2 separate regions of the Mus musculus genome follow, and region 2 is linked to region 1. The links are chromatin loops, found by intact Hi-C in ENCODE. Cell type or tissue: left cerebral cortex. All regions are shown on one strand. Each heading gives the region's core, and the rest is flanking DNA. Links, peaks and the distances in the headings are about the cores only.

The links. A loop is a pair of places that touch in the nucleus more often than their neighbours do. Peaks named below come from ENCODE experiments on the same cell type or tissue, not always from the same donor. Only the 100,000 strongest peaks of a DNase experiment are listed, where the experiment ranks them.
Region 2: a loop joins it to region 1, with 4 times the contacts of the local background. A loop is called at or near these places in 3 of 42 quality-filtered maps.

What each region holds. Positions count from the first base shown.
Region 1 is chr10:5,178,840-5,187,176 of GRCm38, reverse strand. Syne1 (spectrin repeat containing, nuclear envelope 1) reads left to right here. Exons shown (of 146, transcript NM_001347711.1): 93 at 1,257-1,424; 94 at 1,620-1,781. Among named protein-coding and RNA genes, the nearest start is that of Gm51757, 140 kb to the left of the region's middle. In left cerebral cortex, for the core only: no CTCF peak of the experiment used is centred there; DNase peaks (open chromatin) are centred at 1,779, 4,250, 6,706, 7,021 and 1 more place; H3K27ac peaks cover 1,183 bases.
Region 2 is chr10:5,231,730-5,240,066 of GRCm38, reverse strand. Syne1 (spectrin repeat containing, nuclear envelope 1) reads left to right here. Exons shown (of 146, transcript NM_001347711.1): 74 at 5,375-5,500; 75 at 6,579-6,755; 76 at 8,226-8,337. Among named protein-coding and RNA genes, the nearest start is that of Gm51757, 91 kb to the left of the region's middle. In left cerebral cortex, for the core only: no CTCF peak of the experiment used is centred there; DNase peaks (open chromatin) are centred at 2,930, 4,809 and 5,119; H3K27ac peaks cover 705 bases.

The DNA.
Region 1 (8,337 bases), core at 65-8,064:
CTTTGCTGATTTCTCACATATTTCCAATAAATAAATAGATGGATGTTGTTTTTTGGTTTTGGTTTTGGTTTTACTTTTCAAGACAGGGTTTCTCTGTGTAGCCCTGGATGTCCTGGAACTTGCTCTGTAGACCAGGCTGGCCAGGGACTCAGAGATCCACTTGCCTCTGCCTCCCAAGTGCTGGAACTAAAGGGTGTGCCACCACTGCTAGGCCTAGACTGATCTTTTAAAATTATTAGTTTCTTAGATTTTTGTACCATTTAATATTTGAAGTAATTATATTTTTGTGTGAATAATTCACTCACAAATAGTAAAATATGGCCTCATTTACAAAATTAATAGTTCTAGATTGATTCATTTTTGAGACAGTCTCCTCTAGCCCAGGCTAGCTTCAAACTTGGTATGTACCTGAGCGTATCCTTGGACTCCTCCCAATCCTCCTGCCTTCTCGTACATTTATCTTTAAAACAAACACACAAACACACATATAAACAACAAAAAAACCCTTTCAATACTTATTCAGAATGTTAACCAATGTTGTGAACTCCATTTTGGGAACTAGATCAGGTAGAGCCCACCCCTTTTCTATATTGGTTTAATATAGGCATAGTAGTTAATTCGAGGTGTACTAGCTAAATAGAGGTGCCCAATTAATTAAAATGTACTGGTTAAATAGAGTATACTGGTTAATTAGAGATGCATTGGTTATTTGAGCAGTGCTAGTTAAATAGAGGTATGCTGGCTAATTACAGATATCCAGATAGAGTAAAGATGTACTAGTTAAATATAGATATTTTGGCTAAGTGGAGATGTGCTGGTAAATTAGAGGTGTGTTTGTTAAATAGAAGTGTACTAGATAGTTAGATGTTAACTAGAGACACACTAGTTAAATATGGGTGTGCTGGTTAAATAGAAGTGTAACTGATTAAATAGAAATAAACCTGTTAAATAGGGGCTACTGCATGAATAGTTTGCATTACCATTTTACCAAATATAAAACAAGAAGGTACTTTGGCAATGTGAAATGTTGATATACATTTTTTCATATTTATGAGATTGCTAAAGCAATTATAATGCACTTGTTATCTTTTAAATTCTTTATTTTTAAATGTTATTTTCAAGCATTATTTTTAAATGTTATTTTCACGGCACCAACAATGAATGTAAATCTTAAGCCTTTCCACTGCATTAAGAATAGTTTCCTAAGCGCACTGAACTTGCCTTTCCTTCACTCTGACACTCTACTCTCCACCCAGGACATTGCGTACTACCAAGCTCTGTCAGCCGAGGGGTTGCAGACAGATGCTGCAAGAATTCCCCCCAGTGCTGCTGTATCCCAAGAGTTGTATGAGCCAGGACTGGAGCCTTCAGCGACTGCCAAGCTGGGTGACTTACAACGTTCCTGGGAAACCTTAAAAAACGTGGTAAGTCTTTAAAGCGTTGAACTGTTCAAGCTCCTCAGACATCCATCGCTTTCAGTATCATCTTATGAAATGCACGCAGAGTTACACATCTAGGAGACAGTCAGATGCCCTTGAGTAAAGCTGTGAGGAAAGAAATGTCACAACCTGCAAGATAAGAAGCAGGAAGCTGTTGGTAAGGTCTCTTTTCTTGTTCAGATCAGTGAGAAACAGCGGACTCTCTACGAAGTTTTGGAACGCCAGCAGAAGTACCAAGACTCTCTCCAATCCATCTCGACTAAAATGGAGGCCATGGAGATGAAGCTAGGTGAGAGCCTCGAGCCCAGCCGGAGTCCAGAGAGCCAGATGGCTGAGCACCAGGTAAAAATAGCAATCTCAATGACTTCAGCTTCCTGCGAGATGGATTCAGAGTACACTGTAGCTGGCCTGTCAGGCTCCTCGTGGGGAGAACAGGGCAGCAGTTCTTGTTGGAGTGAGCAAGATTCCAAAAGGTGGGAGTTGCCACCACTCCTTCAGGGTGGGTGGGGTCTAAGAAGGAAACAGAGGAAATCAGACCTGGATTCTAATTTTAGAAAACTACATGCGTTGGTGTTGCTTGGGGATTTTTCTGATACTAGCTGTCTTTTCTTCTAGTTGCCAGATTGATTTTGTTTAGTTATGAGCCTTTGTTGTAAGAACAAATATGAAATTTATATCCCAAATTGGCCTCATCAGGGAATGCTCCCCAGATTTCAGTGGGAAAGAGTTCTAAGTTTTCATCTTGTGTTGCTCTGACTCCAGTCATTTTTCAAAGCTTATGCAAGTTAGAGAAAGAGTCAAGATCTATGTGAAGAAAGAGCTGATTCCATAAATCTAATTTAGAAAGATGCTACCCAAAAGGCAACAGCTTAAAATGTATGCTAAAATCACACATGGCGAGTGGGCACTGCCAGTGAGACCTACTCAGTGCTTTAATGTCACTTATGTGGCAAAACTGAGGTCTAAGGATGTGGAGACCTGCTTTAGTCTGGGTGCTGAGTCCACACGACATAGGAAAGTACTGCACAATGCTAATTAGGACCCAGCAGCATATGACAGTCCCCCCCCCCCAAAAGCAGAGGGCAAGAAAGATGTTTTTAGTTGTTAATTGACCTATAGGCCCCATAGATTGATGCATGGTGCTTTTTGCCTAGAATCCAGGTTCAGTTCCTAGCACCCTCCTGGTGGTTCACAACCACGTATAACTCTAGTATCAGGGATCTGATATGATCTTCTGACCTCTAGGCTATCAGACACACAAGTGGTGCATATGTATGTGTGTATACATACATATATACATACACACACACACACACATGGACCAAACAGTCCTAGACATAAAAGTAATTACATGTAACTGAACAAAAAAAGCCAGGTGTTCAGTACACATCAATAATTCTAGCACACAGGAAATGAAAGAGCAGTCCAGTGCAACTAGACCCACTTAGGGGACCATCACAGAACAGAGCAGGAGCTGGAGAGGCGGCTCAGTGGGTAAGAGCACTTCCTGCTTCCCAGCACCCCTCTGAGAGATTCATGGCTATTCAAATCTCTTGCTCCAGAGGATCAGATGCCCTCTTCTGGCCTCTTCAGACAACCCCACACACGTGGCACTTACACAGAAACACATGTACACATATATAAACAATAAAATATGAATCTTAAGAGAGAGATAAAAGCGCAAAGTGACAGACATGTCTGTTAGAGACAGCACAGCTTATCAGCTTTAGAAACGAGGCTATAGAGCTGTGATTCACGCGCGCACACACACACACACACACACACACACACACACACACACTACCGCTCTACACTCCATTTGGACTCTACTATAAACGTGGACTTCATGGTGTGCTGTCCAGTACGAGCGCTTTCTTTTGCAATACACCGCCTTTCACTTTAAGATAAAAATGTACACATTCCATCTAAAGATGGCATATTGAGAAATAGTGGTTTCAGGCTTTTGAAACTCTTGTAACTTCTTAGGGTAGGTGTTAAATACACAGGATAGACCTATTTTAGACCTTTTGACAAACTATGTTTTAGATACACTAGAGTGCCCCGCAGTCTGCCTGGCTTGGGAAACATGGCTACAAACATGGCATATGATCTTCTATTAGATCATAACAGTCATGAGGACGATCCAGCACTCACGTGACTATTGCCACACTGTTCTCTCTGACTGCCATCCATTGTCTTGCTAGAGTACTGTCACCTCCAGACATCCCTGTCCCTTACTAGAGGGGCCATAGTGTTATGTTCTTGCCTGATGGACCTGTTTTCCTTCAAGCATCCAAAGAGAATATGGAATGAGTTATCTAGGAGCAGTATTTATCAGGGTAATTCAAGAGCCACACATATTATTGAGAACCAGTGATCTGGGAGAAGGTTTAAATTGTTTCATTCTGTCTATCTTTAGGTTATCTCTACCTCTTTTGGAGGCTTATCATCCCTATAAACCTAGGTAACTGACCACAGCTCCCCCAACACCCAGCTAAAATTGTACATTATTGCTGCTTATTATGAATCAGAAAGACATCAAATAACTTCTCTTGCAGCTGAAGCCATGACTTTCTGTCCTTTTGCTGTTCCTGAAGACAGTGCCTCCCATGACCACAGTGAGACAACATAGCTCATTTAATGACGAACGTAAGCTAGACATCACAGCTTAGGTAGCTTATTAATGGCCTAATGGAGGGTGAGGAGACACAGAGCACATGCAATTTGGTGCAGTTGTGTATATACCCTGCACTCTAGCTTCTTCTTCCTGGGCCATCTTTGTTCGCTTCCAATGTCTGTTCCTAAGTTCTACAAATTCTGGGGCAAAGCTGCCTACACGAAGAGCTAGTGCCGACACACTATCTAAATCTGTCCCTGGAGTCAGGAACAGTCCTTCATTATAGATCTTCTATTTCTAAATTCCAACTGAACAGTGGTGGAGAAGTCCAGGATGCTTGTTTATACTTTAAAGGAATTGATAGAAATGTTTTGCTTCTTATTTTCCTGAACGCTGCCATAAGGATTATTTCTTATTGATCTAATTCTTACAAGGTTCTCAGCCTATGGGTCTCAACCCCTACAAGGGTTACAGGTCAGATATCCTGCATATCACATATTTATATTGTAATTAGTAGTAATAGCAAAATGACAGTTATGAAGTAGCCACAAAAGTAATTTTATGGCTTGAGGTCAGCACAGCATGAGGAACTGCACTAAAGGTTTGCAGCATTAGGAAGGTTGGGTACCACTGCTCCGGACTCTTGCCTCAATGTGCTTCCTCAGTCTGGTTGGTGCTTTCAGGCCCCTCTCTCTCCAGTTAGGCTCTCTATGATGTATAATGGGCACAGGACCCAGTGCAGTTCGAATGATGGTGATGTGTGTTTGAATGTTATACCCTGTGGTTGGAATTTGAGCCATTTTCTATGTTTTTTTTTTCATAAAATTTTATTGATACTTGTAAATTTCACATCATGCACCTAATCCCACTCTTCCCATATCTGCCCTCCACTCTATAACCCCCCAAAGGAAATAAAAACAAAAATGAAAAACAAACAACAACAAAGCACCTCACCATGGAAGCTGCGGTGTGTCATAGTGTGTCACACAATCTGCCCTTTTGCCCAAACAGCTTGCAGATGTTCATTACAATGAGTCATTGGTCTGGTTTGAGGCCTCTGGCTTCTGCTCCACTGTCAATGCTGGGTCTTCGGAGACTCCTCTCGGATATCCTGCTGTGGCCCTGAGTCATGGAGACCCTGCAGCTTTGGATCTGCAGGATCAGCCCTTTCACATACCTGAGCAGCTCATAGGTGGGGTAGGTGTTATGGAGGGCCAGCTCAAAGTCCTGGATCTGGGCCTGGGTAGTAGCTCAGTTTGTCAGCCTGCCAGCTTTCCCAGACTGCCCAGGTAAGGGGTGGGGTGTCGGGCATTTGGCATCTTTACCACACTCAGCTCAGTGACAGGCTTTGGGACAAGTTCTGAGGCTATTTTATTCTAACAAATGAATCATGGAAACAATTGTACTCAAAGGTATAGCCTGGAGACTGAGTAGAGTTACTCTTTTCTTTTGGAATGGAATAAACTTAAGTTCCATGTGGCCCTACTATTAAAGGATTGGGCTTGGGTGAAGCTCCAAGTATTTGTCTTGCATTAAAATATTAGTGGATGGGTATCTTAATGGGAGTCAGTATGATTTTCTAAAATTTATTATATATGTATATATAAGTATACATGTGTGTATGTGTGTGTGAGAGAGAGACAGAGACAGAGAGAGATACACACACACACATACAGAGAGAGAGAGAGAGAGAGAGAGAGAGAGAGAGAGAGAGAGAGAATCATATAAGAAATAGCCAGAAAAGACAACACAACTCGTCATTAGTTAAATCTCAGTGGATTTGGCAGATCAGAGGTACAGTGAAGTCACATATATAAAATATGAACTGATCAAATCCTCTCTCCTTGCCCCCTCCCCCTTTGTCAGATCCCTTTCCCGACTTCTAGTAATCTCTAGCCACTTGTCTAACTCTGTTCCTGTCGCTCACATGTCCTCTTTATCACCACGAGTCAGTGCCGACCCAAAGAAACCTCCCTCTCCCTCTCTGCCTCCTCTCCCTCTCCCTCTCCCTCTCCCTCTCCCTCTCCCTCTCCCTCTCCCTCTCCCTCTCCCTCTCCCTCTCCCTCTCCCTCTCCCTCTCCCTCTCCCTCTCCCTCTCCCTCTCCCTCTCCCTCCCCCTCCCCCTCCCCCTCCCCCTCTCCCTCTCCCTCCCCCTCCCCCTCTCCCTCCCCCTCCCCCTCCCCCTCTCCCTCCCCCTCTCCCTCCCCCTCTCCCTCTCTCCCTCCCCCTCTCCCTCTCTCCCTCCCCCTCCCCCTCCCCCTCCCCCTCCCCCTCCCTCTCCCTCTCCCTCTCTCTCTCCCTCTCCGCCTCCTCTCACAGTAGTTGGATCAGCTACTGGGGGCCAGCTGCTGGCCATGAACTCTTCTCTGAATTATGAGACTGAAGGTGTGTTGAGCTTCCAGACGGATTTCTTTACATATTACAAAATGAAAACCACGTAGCAAAATTAGTTAAAGCATACAATTCATTGACATTTAAAATGGTTATATATCATATAAGCACCACCTCTATCTGTTTGTAAAATGTTTTCATCACTCCAAATAAAATCTTCCTGGTTGTCACCGAGCTTGGATGCTGGGCCAGAAGTTGGGAAGGGAGGACAGCCTGAGCAGTGCAGAACTGACAGTTCCAAGGAGCCAAACCACACTTTTTCTTACTGAAGAATATTCAGAGAAGGAGATAGAAGCAGAAGCCAGGGACGTCACCACACCCCCGATCAGCCGAATCAACTGAGATTTAATGAGGAGTTGTGTTTTTTCTTTCTGGTCATTTCTTATATGAATTAGGCACCAACTGTATTATGAGTTAGAATTAATTCACTTAGATGTCTCGAACACCCCCTAGGCCAACAGCCAAAAGACTGGCTTTTTATAAATATATGATTTGAAAGTAACTGGGGGTGAATCACCAGCATGGTGTGGAGAAAACAGAAATATTATTCTGAGCTATATAAGAAAAAAGGGAGTAGGGAGTAGATTAAGAGACATCTAGCCCACATGTAGGGCGAGAATTGGAATAATAACAGGTGGGAGGAAGGCACTGTATGCACAGCTGTGAGAAGGTGGAGGAGAGTGAGGGGGAGGATGAGTGTGGCTTACAACTGCAGAAGAGGAGGAGACATAATGAGGCCTGTTCTCTAATTATAGAGGAGGCTAAAATCTGAACAAATAATACAGAGTTTTTATTTTTTGACAATCGGGTCTTCAGCAAGTGATCATAATTAATAATGCATGAAACTACTTTGAATGAACAATTAAGAGAGTCAGTCTATAAAGTCAATGAGATCTCAAAAATCCTTCACCCCCAACTCTGGGCATGTTGCTGACACCTATAAATAATGAGGCAGGGATTGCACATTCAAAGGCACCCATAGATTATATGGTTCGATAAAAGATGTTGCAAATATAAGAAAACTATATCTCAACAGAACAGAAGTTCTCGTTGGGTGTAGTGGCAAGGATATACAACCCCAGAATTTGTCAGGCAGAAGCAGGAGAATCAGGAGTTTGAGGCCATCCTCTTACACAACAAATTGGAGGTCTGATCTATGTAGTCCCTGTTTCAAAACAAACAACCAAAGAGACACAAGCAAATGAACAAACAATCCCCATCCTCCACACCCAGGAAGGGAGAAGATAGCTAAAGTTGAAAAATAAGGGGGCTGAAGAGATAGCTAAGAACACTGACTGCTCTTCCAGAGGTCCTGAGTTCAATTCCCAGCAACCACATGGTGACTCATTGTAATGAGACCTGACACCCTCTTCTGGTGTGTCTGAAGACAGCTACAGTGTACTTATATACACTCAAAATAAATAAGTCTTAAAAAAAAAGAAAGAAAAGAAAAGAAAAAGAGAAAAAGAAGTCCTACCACTTAGAGTACTGGTTCCCAACCTTCCTCATGCCTTTAATACACTTCTTTATATACTTCTTTATACACTTCTTTAATAACCTCCGTTTAATACACTTCTCATGCTGCGGTGACCCCCAGTCATAAGATTATTTTTATTGCTGTAACAGTAATTTTACTACTGTTACAAATCATAATGTAAATATCTGATAATCAGGAGATCTGATCTGTGATTCCTAAAGGGACCTCCACCCACAGGTTGAGAACCACTGACTTACAGAGATTTACAAAGCTCTAAGGATGAAGAGAGAGCATCCTTTGCACAGCAGTGAGCTTCCAAGAACAGATGCATGTGGCTCAGAGCAAGATTATACTGCAAGGTAGAAAGGGGAGAGAAGGGAGGGGCAAGGCAAGAAGGAAAGGTGGTGGTACCT
Region 2 (8,337 bases), core at 268-8,267, 53 kb before region 1:
TGGCAATAGTGTAACCATAGAGATGGGGAGAACATGCATATGTGGTCCTGTGGAAAAGAATGTGGTTCTTTCATCAAACCTCAACTCTAAAACCTGTTGCAGGAAATATTAAAAAGGAACCATCAAGTTCCCACGCTCCTTCCAGCTACTCTCTGTCTGCCAACTCTCCAGCAGGGCAGGAGCTCCCCAGTTCCCTTCCCTGCCACACCAGCCCCACGCAACGACCATCCATCTATCCCACCGTCAGCTGCCACAACACCCAGCAACCTAGTAGAAATAAAACTCTAGAAGCTTATAATTAACAAGTCAGATTAAGTATCAATAAATTCTCAATTTACAAGATGCTCACACAATAATATCAGAGCCAGTTGATAATGATACAAGCTGCCCACTTAGATCAAACAAGTTCTATTCCTATATGTTATTCATAACTACCTGTGGCTATTTAAAACTATGTGGGATCAGGATCTTTTTTCTATCCATCCACCTCCATCTTGGCTTCTCTCTCTCCCTCCTCTGAGTCACTCTCTGTCTCTGCAACTCTTTGCTCCACCTCCCTTTTCCCTGTCCAATCACAGACCTTCACAGACCTCCTGCTGCACTAATATTTTAATATAACTGGACAGGGAAAATCCTGCCACAAACACCTTATCTGTTGGCTACAGCACTTAACATCTCTGAGCCTGGGTTCTCTTTTATATGAAGTGATGCTTGTAAATACAACTGCTCCTGGAAATGCACAGGGAGCTTGTTCAGTGACCCTGTTTATACCAGGACATGCAGATGTGCAGTTCTTTGTTGGAAATGGTGTGATATTGGCAATGAACTTACTCATGTCCACCCGAATTCTTTACACCCTCTGTAAATTATTTTGAATATTTAATGCAATATAATCCTTCAAAGATAGCTGATATATGAAGTTGTGTAGGCACACCTGATGGGGGAAAAAGTCTGGACATATTAATGACAGACACAATTTTGGTTTTCTTCAATGCTTTCAGTGGACTGAGCCGTGGGTACAGAATCTCTGGCTAGAGGACCAGCTGTGTGTATACTTCCGAATTATGCTGGAATTCAAACATCAACTCCCAAAGGGATGGGGATGAGAAACAGAAAAGTAATACTTACCTCCCCAAACTGTTGTTCCCCTCCTTGCACACACACACACACACACACACACACACACACACACACACACACACACACAGAGTGAGCTTCGAAAGTAATTGGTGAGTGGATGATGAAGGGAGTGTTAATTGTTGTCACATGAAAGAGACCTGTAGCATAGTAATATAATGTAACCATGCTATGGAAACGTCATTAGGATATAAAGGAGTATTTCTCAAACCTTTGTGCTTGGCAGCTGAACATGCAGTGAGAATCTTGTGGGAAAATGTCATGTAGGAATTTACTTGTGGCTGTTACTACTGCCAGATAAATTAACAATATTAAGTAAAGATTTTAATTTGCTTATGATGGGGGCCAATATAACACAATTGTCCATTTAACCCTCACAGAGAAACGCCCATTTACTCCATCCCAGGGTGCCCTGGGCTTACGTGATTTACATTAAGTCATGAAAACGTTCACATCAGTCCACACATCAGACTTTGGAAAGCATGGTGTAAGGAAAGAAATAAATGTACATTTTTGAGCCAAGAAAGAAAGAATTGGTGGTTATTTAAATTCTGATTTTTCTATTTTTCAGTTTGCATTGTGTATTAAATTATATGACACAGTGAGTTTTCTTGTGGCATTCTGGCACATCTCCTGATCACACCTTTTCTGCCCTCTCTTACCGCCCCCTACCTCCACCCATGTCCCTAATAGGCCTCCATGTACTCTCAAGTCCATTATTTTATTCTCCTAAGTCTACACATGAAGAAAATCATGATGTTTGTTTCTCTTAGCCTGGCTTGTTTTGCTTAACATGGTGCTCTTCAGTTCCATCATCCTGCTTTCTGGCAGAACATACATCTTCATCATGGCTGTTGGTCACATTTTCTTTCCATCATGGGCTTCCTCAAGTCACCCCTTCTCTATGTGGGCCTTTATTAGTGATGAGTTCTACTTACCACATTCCAAAACAAAATTTAATTTTTCTCCTTTGTTGCCACCCCAAAAAAAGGGGTATGCCAAACAAAAAGTTTCTCACAATGGCACTGTGCCAGAACCACAGGGCAGGATTTACTACACTAACCAGGATAAGGCACTGATCTTCCTCAAGTTCCTGAATACATAGCTCTGAGCCATGCTGTGGTGTGGGAAATATTAAAATGAACGGCAAGTTCCTGCACTTTACCCAGCTATCCTTAGCCCCGGCGGTCTCGGTGGCCAGTTCTTATCTTATGGAGACTCTCTGACTCAGAGCCCCAAAATCTCTCCACCCAGCTTGCTAAATTCTCACTGGAGGGTCACTACCATACCAGCCCCATGTTTCAAAGCCCCATGGCCTTTGTGGTGCACATCTGGCAAACCCACCCCTTGCTGCTGTACCTTTCTCTCTTGAATCCAGTCAATCTGCTGCGTGAAGGAAAACACCACACAAACTTAGTTCAGAAACAATGGTAACTCAAACTCTGGTTGCCACGACTAGAATCCTAATTTTGTAAGACACATTAATTCTAAATCCTCCAGTGGTACTCATCCTGGTGGATTCACCATATAAGCCAGGAGACGCTAGTAGCTACATCTTGCCCTCTCGCTATCCCCATCAAAAAGCCCCTCTCTCCTGCTTCCTCTCTTCCTCCAAAAGTCCCGCCTACTCTCCCAGTGATTGATGCCTTTATTCATTAGGGGATGGTTCACAAGGAGTCGCCTGAGTAAGTGACTTATTCCTCGGTCCAGAAAAACCCTCCTGGGAAAGCAGGATTAACATCAAAGTACAACAGTACCAGGGCCATCCACAGCACCACTACCCTCCCACAGCCGCACTGTATGCCTGCCTCCCACTTGAAAGAAGCCACAGAAGGGATCTAGAGACTATAGTCCATCTGGATCTGAGACACTGGAGGCAAACAAATTTTGTTTGGTCAAATTTTCTTTTTCTGTTCTTTATTCTTTGTTTTGTCCCAACTAGTTAATGTTCTCCTTGTTAGACACTGTCTTCCTGCCAGAGTGTACAGGCCCCCACAGTTGACTAGTACTGACATATGGCTAAAGCTCCCTGTTGTTACTGAGGAGTTCTCACGGGAAGACTCAGTGCTAAGCTTTGACCAGCATCTACACTGTGGCTCCAAGCTGTATTCCAATCAGAATCACATTTTTATGAGGCATGGAATTAGGAATTGAGCTGAGAAAAAGTATGGCAGATTTACCTTTGAAGTTAATTCTAGCAATAATCATTTGAAAGTTTTTCTATTGGTTAGGATTAAGGTAACTCTATTAGTCACAAAATGAATAATTATCCTTTAAATTACATGTACTTTTAATCTTATTTTTATTTTTTAAATTTAGTTTAATTTTTTTTTAAGACCAGGTTACTCCATGTAGCCCTGGCTGTCCGGGAATTCAGTCTGTAGACCAGGCTGGCCTCAAACTCACAGATACTTACCTGCCTCTGTCTCTTGGGTGCTGAGATTATAATTCAATTCTTGACAGCTTATTTTCTTGTCATTTTGAGAAATTGAGCTGTCTGGGCCAGCTGCCCTCCCCTGGGTCATGGGATGTGAAATGATCCGTTTCACACTGGCTACTGTGGGTCATGAGGCACTAGATGGTTCTTTTCACTCTGGTTAATGGTTAGTAAGACTCACTGGATGGGAAACACTTTGCACATTGAATGAATACCAAAGACACTGTATGGTTGGAAATAGATCTGTACTTCTTATAGCCACCGGAGAAGCTGGCAAGTTCTCTGTGTTCCCTATTACTCCATGTGCCTTCAAGAATAGCATTCAGGCCAAGGCCTGGTCAAGGCATCCAATGCCATCCATCATCTTTTAGAATAAATTCCAAAATTTATGCCACAGCCCATGAATAGACTGTTTTCATAATTTGTCTAACAAAGGAAAAGTTGAGGTGTGGACTTGGGGGACATCTTCTTAAGTCCCCTGCCCCCACCAGGGTCATTTAGTGGTGATTAAACGCATTGTAAGTTGCCACAATTAACAGTCATTGGGATGCTGAAGTCCAGGGATACTACTGGACATTCCATAATGTTTCAGACAGACCTATCCTCACAGAGCTATTTACCTCAGATCTCAGTGGTTCTGAGACTGGACATGCTAACTAGAGGCAGAAAGCAGAACACCAGGATGCTTGTCTTATTTCATTTAACATAGTTGCTTCCAGTTCTACTTATGTCCCATCACAGTACACGATTCTATCTCTCCTTAGAGCAGAATAAAACTACACTGTGGACACATGATGGATTTTCTTTACACTGTAAGCTTTCCTGAGCCATTCCTTGCCTTCCAGCCTTTTATTACAGATGCAATTAATAGCTTTGATAGCTTCCATGACTTGGTCTCTGTTCACCCTTTTGACCACTGATTGACAGCCTCCAGGACTTGGTCTCTGTCGACTCAGGGTTCCCTCTGCTTTGGCTTTTGCACCCACTGTCCATCCTTTGTCGTGTTTGATGGCTCACTTCCTGAATATGTTCCGATCTAACACTCTGAGCAGTCTTGGAGATATGCTGCTTGTGCAGTAGCAATGCTTTCTCCACACCGTCTAGACTCTCAGCACCTTTCTTTCCTACTTCTTGTGCCAGGCATGCATCTGCTGATCTATTACCTTGTTTTTCCTCAGAAGAGTGCCAGTCCATGAGAGCCAAGATTGTGTTATTTGGAGTGCTTTATACACTGTATCTAAAACATATGTTTCCTCAATGCTAAGCAGCTGTGTGTCTGTGTTTCCATGGAGAAATGAAAAAAAATTTCACATAAGCCCTTCTTGGTGGACTCTGAAAAAGGGAAGAGCAGGTGATGAACTTTTTGCATCAAAAGGAACCCTGGTCATATCACTCTGAAGAAGCTCCCCAGCTGACCCTGACAGTGATCTTGTCTCAGGCTATACACAAGCATAACTAAGCAGAGACAAGTGCGCTGCGATTTCTTCTCCTAAATGAGAATGCTGGTAGAAAAATCCAGAGAGTCTGGAGACAAGCCTTACGTTGCCCCCTTCCCAGACCACGCAGACAGCTTTAATTATAATGGGAAGCAGATGGCGGACAAACAGATCCTACAGTGTGTTTGGAATTCTCTCCCATGAGTCACAAATATATTTCAGGACAGTGTGGAAAACACTGACATAACAAGATGATTTTTGATATATCAATAAAAGGCTACCAACTGCACAGTTCGCCACCAAAACAGTGCACCCCTCTTGTTCAACCTGACAATCCTTTTTTTTTTTTCTTTTTCTTTTTCAGGTCAAACACTTCAGAGCTTTGCAAGAGCAGGCCAGGACCTACTTGGATCTCCTTTGCTCCATGTGTGACTTGTCAAACTCCTCAGTGAAAAACACAGCAAAAGATATTCAGCAAACAGAGCAGCTGGTAAATATATATATATATATGTTCATGATTGCAACTAATTGTCTGCTTTGTCTGCCTTGTTATCTTCTCTCCATCTTCAAAGCTGTGAGATTTAAAGAAAATATTTCTGGAGATATTCTTGCTATAACCCTCTTCAAGCCACAGTAACAAGTCAATATGTGATTTATTTTATTTTATTTTATTTTTGCCATCCCAGAAAGGAAGGTAGATACTAAGTCAGTGGAGTCACCACTGAATTGTTTAGTCTGTACAACCACCACCGCTGGCACCTTCCTCCACCTTAATTACCAGTCTCTCGTGGTTTTCCTAGTCCCTCGCGCCTCTTTCTGTTGTTCTTTTCTCCTTTCCCATCCTGTTCTTTAAGGAATACGCTGAAGAGTCCACTGCCCTAGCTTTTTTATATAAGGCCCACCAACGGGCTACTGCTTAAATCCTTCCAAAGGGTGACAGTTGTAATAAGACAAATTATACACTTCCAAAAACCAGAAGGGCAGATCTAAAGACAATCTAAAACATTGATAGGGCTATGTACAGCAGTGTGGTAAATCTGAAATCCCACTCCTGGGGTCCGGGTAAAGGAGGTTGAAACAGGAGGATTGCCAGAATTTCTAGGCCTGTATAATTCACTTTCCAAAAAATAAATAAATAAAAAAGCAGATAACAACATTAAACCATGTTTTTAAAGATGAAGAAACAAATATATAAGAGATGTGAGCCTTTCTTAATTACTCAAATCCCAATTTTCCAGTCAAATAGATGTATTTACTGCTTGGCCTAAATGGAAAAGCTCTTGGGGAACTCTTTGATCTCATACATTGGTAAAATTTCTTGGATCTTTGCAGCACTGATTAAAAATCACACAGGAGAACTCTTAGATGTTTTAATTCGTTGGAAACTCTTAAGCCTAAAGGAAATCTGTTTTTCTTTGATACAAAGAAAGAGGTGCCTTTCGGATCTGGCTGAGCGGGAGCACAGGACCAGGCTCTTCCCAGCAACCCACTGACAACCCAGAGGTTAGATTCACTGAACAGAGATGAGGTACGGAAAATGAACTAACATTTAACTGTGTTTCCTCCAGATTGAACAAAGGCTGGTCCAAGCACAGAACTTAACTCAGGGCTGGGAGGAGATCAAGAGCCTGAAGGCCGAGCTCTGGATTTACCTACAGGATGCTGACCAACAACTCCAGAACATGAAGAGGAGGCACACTGAGCTGGAGATAAATATTGCTCAGAACATGGTCATGCAAGTGAAGGTAGGAACTGATGCCCGCATGGGGTCAGGGGTCAGGGAGGAAGCCAAGACAGAGCAAGAGATGCAATGCACTCAATATATTCGCTTCTGTACGCCCAGGGGCGTTGTGAATCCTTAGTACTGGGGCAGCCACTTAAGCAATAAGAGAGTATGAGTTGCAGAGAAACATGTGCTGAGCACAGTAATGTGTACCTGTAGTCTTCTCTACTTGGGGGCTAGGGAGGGAAAATGGCTTGAGCCCGGGAGGTCAAGACTAGCCCAGGCACTGTAGCAAGACCCCATCTCAGTAAGTAAATAAATAAAATTTCAAGTATATTTTCAGAGTTCTGCATGGCCATTTTCATATGAAACATTCATTATATACAAGCAAGACAGCTGACCTTTAGCCCACAAAACCAGGAAGTCTGTTTAATAAACACAGACCTTAGTGTTCATATTTTCATTGCATATAGTCTTGAGGTTTGGTCTGTGGCTATGTATTGTAATGTTAATTCTGTACCTAAAGGTCTAGGCCTATAAGTGAATTCTCTGGGTTACCAGCTTTTGCCGTGCAAACCTTAGTTTAAAACTATTGGTTAAATAAAAATGGCTACAGCCAATAAATGAAGAGATGAAAGGTACCTGGATTTTAAGTCACCTCACCGGAGGTGAAGGAGGAGAGGGGAGAGAAAACAAGGAAGAGAGAGGAGAACGCACCACAAGAAGAGAGGAACCATGAGCCCATGGCCAGAAGAAACAGGAAATATCTAGGGTACATAACTGGGGAGGTAGCCAGGCCCACAACTAGAAAAGTACATTAGGGGTTACTTCCCAGTAATTGTCAAAGCCAAATAAAAATTATAGTCTGAGTCTCATTTATTTGTAAACTAGACAGAAATAAGCTTAAATTGCTTCCACTACACTATAGCTATAGAAATGTAAGCCTACTTGTTAAATGCATCGATTAAGTTAAATAAAGCAGAAATATATTAATAATCTGTATAATATATATTTGTGAGAATTATAAGTATTATAAGTATATTCCAATCAATTAACTTGATTGGAATGAGGGTCATATTTTAAACAAGCTTTAAGACTGCTTTCTTTGATAAGTTATTTCTATTTTCTCCTGGAATATTATTTGTAACTACATAATAAAAAAGAATAGAGGGAAACTGAACTAAATTTATTTTTTCCCATAAAGGCATAAACTATTGTTTTCATTATTTAAAAGTTTCTTCCATAGTATTTTGAGAAAAATAAGACCTTACTTCAAGAAAACTTACTTCTCAAAATAATTCAAAGCAAGAAAATATCAAAGTTACTCTGATTCTTTCACAGGTGGGAATTTGTGTTTAGAAGAAAGAATCATGGTTGTTTTTTTTTTTTTTTTCCAATTTTCAGGGATATTTATTTCAAAGCTATTTGTGTTTCTTTCTGTTCACTTGGCAGGACTTACACATTATTTCTTGTTTTACATTTTCACCTTCAGGATTTTATTAAGCAGCTACAGTGTAAGCAGGTCTCTGTGAGCACCATTGTAGAAAAGGTGGACAAGCTAACAAAGAACCAGGAGTCCCCTGAGCACAAGGAAATAACCCACC